2 separate regions of the Mus musculus genome follow, and region 2 is linked to region 1. A link is a contact called in ENCODE POLR2A ChIA-PET data. All regions are on one chromosome and are shown on one strand. Each heading gives the region's core, a stretch centred on a gene start or an enhancer-like site at or near the end of the contact. The rest is flanking DNA. Distances are from core to core; before and after follow the strand shown.

Region 1 (3,700 bases), core at 729-3,228:
GGAGGAAAACTCCCGCAGCTACCAGCCAGGCAACAACTAGTAACAATGGCACAGTCTTAAGATTGAGCGCTTTACCACTGGCTCCCTATACCGTGAGCTTAGCATCTCTTCCTAAAGCAGCAACTGTTACATCCCAGCCTCAAGCTGGCAAACCCTGCTTTGGATCCTGGCAAAGGAAACTCAGCCGTTCATTAGCCTTAACAAGCTGCTGTCACTGAGCAGAGAAGTTACATGAGCAGCCACACACCAAGGATCCCAGGGCCCTCCCCAAGGGCAAGGTTTCTCTCTCTCTCTCTCTCTCTCTCTCTCTCTCTCTCTCTCTCTCTCTCTCTCTCTCTCTCTCTCTCTCTCTCTCTCTCCAGGATGGACTGTACAAATTCACACTCTGAACGTGCAAATCCAGACTGTCTTCCTGGACTTTCCACGGTGCACACTGTAGAGTTTTTAAACACCCGTGGTGTCCCTATCCCCAGCCGCCCCGCCCCCACCCACCACCATCTTTCCTGCAGAATGTCCCCCTCAGCACCTCCTAATCGCGGCTGGAAAAACCACTGTTTCCGTAGCAGACCCAGCACTTTCCACTGACCAGCACTTTCTTTATTCCACTTCACAAAGCCCAGTGAACTTGTCCCCAGTCAGGCTTCAACCTCCCGGAGATGCCAAGAGAACTTGGCACCGGTACCCTTTAGCATCCTAGGAGTTTTCTTAACTAGTCCTCTAAGACAAAGTAGGGAAGCAAGGAAGCACACACCACCCTTTGTCCAAGGTGGTGCTAACCTGAGAGGCACCCCAAACAAACAAACAAAAAGCAAGGACACAGTACAGGCTGCTCTCTCTGGAGGCATTAGCTAGAGAAACCATACAATACATTGTCAGCCTAAGAGAGACATATCTTCTCATCTTCCTTGTACATATCCTTAAGCATCTTTTGTCACCTGGCTTCTCTTCGTACAGCTCACCTTGTATCTAAAAATCAAGCTCCTATTCTTTATTGACACTCAGTAAATTACTGGGAAAAACACTCCGTGCTTCCCCCCACCCCCCTTGACGGTCTTCAGGACCAGTTGAAATGGATAAAGCTGATTTAAGTACTAAGGTCAGAACTCCTGCATCTAGGAACGTGGTATCCTGTCAACCATTGCTCGACCACCTTCCCACCCGGCTCCTCCAAACCCGAGAAGTTCGCCAGCAATTCTCTGCTAGGGGACAGCGAGCCGACAACGTGTGCGCAAGGATGTGTGTTGGTGACAGAAATGCAGGCAGCTAGGACCGGCTCAGCTCAACACACTAAGGGGCTAGGGGTGGGTGGAGAGGTAAGCGCATATGATTGTTTCACAAAACATTTTAAACAACACACAGCCAAAAAATAAATAAATAAATAAAAAGAAAAAATTAATTAAAAAAATTTCAACTCAAAGCCCACACCAAACGCAGCCCCTGCGTCTCCGCCGCCGCCACACGATTTACACAAGTAATTTAAATCATTCACCTGCTGCCAGGTCTCCTCCAGGGATGGCAAAGCTGAGAAGTAGCCGGTGTCGTGGACAAGTTGTAGCTCCTGGAATATACTATAACTAGCCAACACGTCCATGCTGCTGCTGCCGGGCAAAACCGGAGGAGAAACCCTCCCCCGAGCTCAGCTGGGTCTGTTTGTTTGTCAGTCTGTCTGGCTCACCCCCCAAGAAGGCAGACATCCAGTGGCCCTTTTGTTTTGTTTTGTTTCAGTCAACTAAAAAAAGGAGAGAAAAAAAATCAATGCAGGAGAGAGGGAGAGAGGAGGTGAGAGAGGAGGGAGAGAGAGGAGGTGAGAGAGGAGGTGAGAGAGGAGCGAGTGAGTGGGGTGGATCGGAGAGAGGGATCCAGCGTGTACAGTGCAGATGACTGCCAGGAAAAGGGGACTTCACGGGAGTAACAATTCCCTTCCAGGGCTCTAATCACTCCAGCGCGTGGATCAGGAAGGGGAACGCAAACTCACTGACACGAAGCTGCCATCTATATCTGCAGCGCTGTTCGCTCCTAATGCAATCTTTGCTCTTTATTTTGGGAGGTTGCATTTTTTTTCTCGCGATCGCTTCTCTCCCCCCCCACCCCTTCCCTTCCCTCCCCACCCCCCACCCCATCCTCGCTAGTTTGTAGTCCCCCCCCCTTGTCTCCTCCTCCTGCTCTTCCCCCTCCCCAAACTCCCTCCCTCCGCCCCGTTTTGCGCGCAGCCGTGGGATCTCGGAGGAGGGCGTCCATTAGGCCGCGTGTGACCATGTAAGGTAAACAGGGGGCTCATGAAGTCACTGAGGACCAATGCGGCACTCGGAGAGGACCATGGGGCGGGGCCTGGCCCCGACGGCAGCCGCCGATTGGCGCGCTGCGGATCTCCCTGCTGCCTTACAAGGCGGTACGAGGCAAGCTATTTTTAGAGGGCTATATAAAGGGGTAGAGGAGTCCGCCAGGCGGCCGGGGAGCTTGAGCGCCAGGGAGTGTTGCTGCGACACTTGCGCTGGCTCCTGGGACGCCTAGGCGGCCGGGTTCGGGCTGCGCGCTGGCCTCCGACCCTCGCTGCAGGGCTCGCCCGAGCCGCCGGCGCCCGTACCCAGTGCAGATCCGAGGGGACGGGTTGCCGCGGTGGCCGATCGGGAGGTGCGGTCCCGGTCCTGGGTTAAGATGCCTCCTGCGGGAGCAGCCGGTAGAGCGGCGGCGCAGCGGTCGGGGGCAAGGAGCTCTTTGCACTCGGCCTTCCGCCAAGCATGGGGAAGAAGGGTAGCAAGGGAGAGCCCAGGCTCAGGACAGCGTCACGTACCCCAGACTAAAGCCCAAAAGCCAGTTCCGAATTCCCCACAGGGTGCCGAAATGAAGTGCCAGAGAGGAAGTGCCTCACAATGGCAGAGAACAAAGGCGAGCTGCACGGAGACTAGCTTGCGCCCGCCCCCGACGCTGCACGCTGTCCCCGCCCCGGCCCGCGCGCCTCCGTGCGCGCCGCCGATCGCCTACCGCCCTCCTTTTCCTCTGAACTGAGCCTAAAACCTGGCCAGGAGTCTGGTGTCCAGCATCTAAGCGTGTGCATGAAAGAGAATAGGGGGAGCGTGGGTCGAATTAGGGTGCAGGCTGGAGCGGGGAGCAGTTAGCTAGCAGATCCTTACAAGAGGTTTATCCAGTAACTTCATGGAGCAGGTATGGAGCAGGGCTCTAAAGATCTCAAGATTCTGCAAGCTCAGAAATGGAAACCTGTGCAATGCACGTGGTTAAGAGTTGCCCATTTGTTTGCTTGACCTTAAATGGCTCGTGTGCCTTCTCCAAAATACACCGAAAGCTGGACTCCTTTAGAATAACTACAGAATTCAGTACTTAGACACGAGAAACGTCCTTATACCTTCAATGGGAGAAATACAATTTAATCGACTCCATATCATTCCTTTCTATTGATAAGAACATTACATTTGTTTCATAAAACAAAAGATCACCCATTTCCCCCAGAGGAAATTAATTACTAAGATTGGAGAAAAGCCGGTTTATTTGCCCTTTAGTGCCTGACATTCTTGTTGGTCAAAGAAACAAAATTCTTTGCATAATTGATGCCTTGCTTACAATGTGCTGCCTCCGATCAGCTCCATGACTTGAGCAAATGGCAGTAAAGGCCTGGGCTTCCCAGGAACAAGAATTCAAATATCTGCCACTCTTGTTAGAAGAAACAAAATACGCCTAGGGTAGT
Region 2 (3,700 bases), core at 572-3,071, 570 kb after region 1:
CTTTTCTTCGAAGTCTGAAATTGTGTTGTGCTCATGGGCTCTTACTCTTTTAGTATTAAAGTACTTTCATCTTGCTTTTTCTCCCATCTTAAGAGAAAATTTCTTTAGTTATATACCCTCTGCCTTCTTCTCCCCTCAGGATTCATTTTCATACAACACTTAACAATGTCAAAAACTTTCTTCTCCAAACTTATTCTTCTTTTTATCTGTCTAGGGGAGCGGCATCAAAACCCGCCTACCCTCTAAATCAGAACTTTAGACTTTTTTTTTTTTTTTTTTTTTTTTTGCCTTCTACTTCTGTTCTCCCTCCATATCCAATAGGTAAGTACTTCCTATTTCACTTAGGAAATAAGTTCTTTGTCCACTTAGTCACCAGTGCCCTTTGTTGGAGTTGTCTTTCTTTCCTAGGAAAAGACTAGGCTTCCTTAACTAGACCTTTCTTCCCTTCCTTCTTACTGTCCAGAATAACATAGTCTTAAATACACATGACAATGACTTCTGAACTTCATGTTCAACACTTATTTCCAGTATAAAATCTAAACTCTTGGTCTGGAGAGATGGCTCAGCGGTTAAGAGCACTGACTGCTCTTCCAGAGGTCCTGAGTTCAATTCCCAGCCACCACATAATGGCTTACAACCATCTGTGATGGGAGCCAATGCCTCTTCTGATGTGTCTGAAGACAGCCACAGTGTACTCATACAAATACAATAAATATATACATTAAAAGAAAACAACTAAACTCTTGACCTCATTGACTTTGGGGTCAGATATTTGTGTTTGTACTCCAAGAGCAGCAGTGTGAACTCGTACAGCTAGATTCTCCAAATCTTTGCTTCTCATTTGCCTAAATTTACTGGGAGCCTGGACTGCTGGACTTCAGGAACAGAAATGAACGAGAAGATTCAATTAGGGAAGATATTTAAAATCCCCAAGTGAAAAGATTGCTCTTCCTTAAAATGAACACTACCAAGCACCAACAGTCTCTGTCATTTTCCCTAACCGTGACTTCCTTTCACAGGTACTCGGAGATAAACCTGGAATCCAGACTATTCTGGCCCCTACACGAGCAGTAACCTTGTCATGTAACCTTGAGAAAGTTACTCAGTTTCTGCATGCTCCCCCTACCCTGCCACCGATCAGTAAAATCTGGGAGATCGAACATTGGACTGCTCTTTAGACTTAGCGCTAAGGGAGCTCGGTTGGCATGGTTGGCAATACTTGGTGCATGCTAAAGGTCAATTGCTCTCTACCATCCCCATCACTTAGGACTGTGGGCACCCCACAGTGTGGTTCTCTATTTTGTGGGAGAAAACTGTTCTCTGCATTGCTAGTTAAAGAAACAAAGTCTGGAAACTCCTGTCTTGTGATGGCAGAAAACAAGCGAAACCGGAGTTGCTGGCTCCCAGCTTTTCTGAACCGAGAGTTTGGTCCTTATTTGACGTACGAGGAAATTGAAGAGTGACGTGTCCTCGGGTTTCATGCAAGACACAGTCACGACTCTTTATTGAGAGTAAGGAGCGAGCCCCGGGGTTGCTATGGCCAAGTTGCAAGCGAGAACGTAACACTGGGAAGACAGGAGAAGAGCATTTAGCCATATACAACCGGCTAAGTCCAGTGCAACTTACTTGGGTGAGCAAAGGGAAGCTGTCAAACATGGAGAGACCAAACTGCTGACAAAACCAACTCTTCACCAGGCCGGACCTTCGGGGCCCGCCTTGAAGGGCGGCCTCGAGTAACAAACTGCCGCAGCTCCCCAGTAGGAGCCGGACTCGGCGCAGCTCGAGATGAATGGAAACCAGAATTCGCGCGGCTCAGCTTAAGGGACGGGGCGGGGCTTTGTGAGTCACGTGCCTGGGCCGTAGGCGGGTGCGTGGAGGGAAGTCCGGGTCTGATTGGCTACCCGTCACCAGGTGACCGCGGAGCGCGTTCCGGTTGGCAGGAGCCGGCTAGCGGCCTTCAGTTCGGAGGCGGCGACGGAAGGAGGAGGAGCTCCGGCCGCGCTCTCGGCCCGCAGTGGCTGCGTCTCCCAGCGCTTGTCGGGTCCCCACCCCTTTTAAATAAGCCGGGCTGGTCGCCGCCCTCGCAGACTAGTCCGCTGTGGGGAGGCGGCGGCGGCGAGCCGGCGGGGGTGCGGCCGAGGCCGGAGCCCTGCCCCGGGCTGGGCGGCGGGGCGGGCGGGCGCGCAGCGGGCGCGGCGGCGAGTGCGGGCGGGCGCAGCCCCGCTCTGCCCGGGGCTGCCGGCGCCGACCGCGCCATTGTTGGGGGAGGGGGCGGGCGCGGAGTCCGGGGCGAGCGGAGGCGCAGGCGTCGGCCGAGCGGAGCGGACGCTCCCCATGGGGAACACGCTGACCTGTTGCGTGTCCCCCAATGCCAGCCCCAAGCTGGGCCGGCGCGCGGGGCCGGCAGAGCCCGACTACGAGTCCGAGGTCTACGAGGCGGCGGCCGGGGACGCGGTGGCGGTAGCGCCGGCGCCCGCTGCGGCCGTGGAGCCCGCCGAGTTGGATTTCGGAGCCGGCGAGGGCCACCACCTGCAGCACATCAGTGACCGAGAGATGCCCGAAGGTGAGGAGGCAGCGGGCGCGTCCGGGCCGTGGCGCACCTCTGGCCTCCACCGACTCCCTGGGTCCCGCTGGGAGGCGGCCGCCGCCTCGGGTTCCTTCCTGCCGGGATTATTCCTGGCGCAGGCCTGGACACCGGGAATGAGGGCTGTGGCTCGTGTTCCCACCCCTTATTCTTTCTCGGCCACGTCTGGCCAGTTTCTCTCCCACCCCTACGCCCAGTTCTTCACTCTTCCCATTCTCTCATTCTGACCCGGGACCCTGTACCCGGCACCGCTTCCTCTTTGTACTGCTGTGTACCGTCCAGTGGAACTTAAGACTTCAAGAGACTATAATTGCCCCTTTTCTTAATAAAACTCCCAGGTACCCCTAACCTCAGAATAGCCATCCCATCTCTCTGTCCTTACTTAGGCAGATGGTACGTAAGGTAAGAGCATAATGTTCCTCTTGCTCTGAACGAGTTGAGTAACTGATACTAGAGCAATCTAGATTCAGCATGGTTAAAGATTTCTTATTTACGTTCAAGTAGAGATTGCCACCAAAATGTGTATGGTATTAAGTAGGATTTTGAAAGTAGCCTCAATAATAAAGGTTGCTTTATTACTTTCAGTTATAGTTGGAACACAGAAAGAGGAGACTTCTGTGAAAGATGTTAGTTTCTTTCCAGGCTTCAGAAAAGTACTGCTTCCCCTCCCTAACAAGGAGTAGTTCTGCTTGCTTTAAAATTATCATTTTGGTAAATACATCGCCATTTAACAAATTTCATTTATTTTACCTCTTCCAAAGGAAGCAGGGTGGGGAGAGATTGTTCATTGGGCGTTTAAATGGAGCCAAAAGCTTAAATTTAGCTTTAAATTAGTAATGTAAAGGTTTGGGATTTAAGAAGACAGCCCCCTGCGGGTGCCTGTAATATTTGTTTCTATGGCTCCATTTCCCTGCACACCTTCAGCCTGGAGGTTCTTACTTGGTGCTAAGAAAGTTGAAGCTCGAAAACTGATCCATTGCAGGGTGAGCTGGCTGGGTAGGTAGGAGGGAGAAGAGGAAATACTTGGTGTTTTATAATTATAAAATTTTTGAAAATCTGTGAATTGGGTAAAAAGTAATTCTAGATAGCAGTGTGGTTATTGAATGAAGGCTACAG

The links. ChIA-PET counts read pairs that join two places held with the same protein, here RNA polymerase II (POLR2A).
Region 2: POLR2A ChIA-PET joins it to region 1 with 36 read pairs in embryonic stem cell. The contact joins the promoter of 2810408I11Rik here to the promoter of Klf7 in region 1. POLR2A ChIA-PET finds 5 or more read pairs at or near these places in 4 of 5 experiments (Patski and embryonic stem cell).

The regions. Positions count from the first base shown.
Region 1 is chr1:64,119,411-64,123,110 of GRCm38, forward strand. It overlaps Klf7 (Kruppel-like factor 7 (ubiquitous)), which reads right to left and starts at 1,979. Exons shown (of 4, transcript NM_033563.2): 1 at 1,490-1,979. The coding sequence starts at 1,591. Gm35880 (a long non-coding RNA gene) reads left to right here and starts at 2,157. Exons shown (of 3, transcript XR_373464.4): 1 at 2,157-2,261.
Region 2 is chr1:64,688,838-64,692,537 of GRCm38, forward strand. It overlaps 2810408I11Rik (RIKEN cDNA 2810408I11 gene), which reads right to left and starts at 1,822. Exons shown (of 2, transcript NR_038009.1): 1 at 1,627-1,822. It overlaps Ccnyl1 (cyclin Y-like 1), which reads left to right and starts at 2,508. Exons shown (of 10, transcript NM_001097644.1): 1 at 2,508-2,563. The coding sequence starts at 2,554.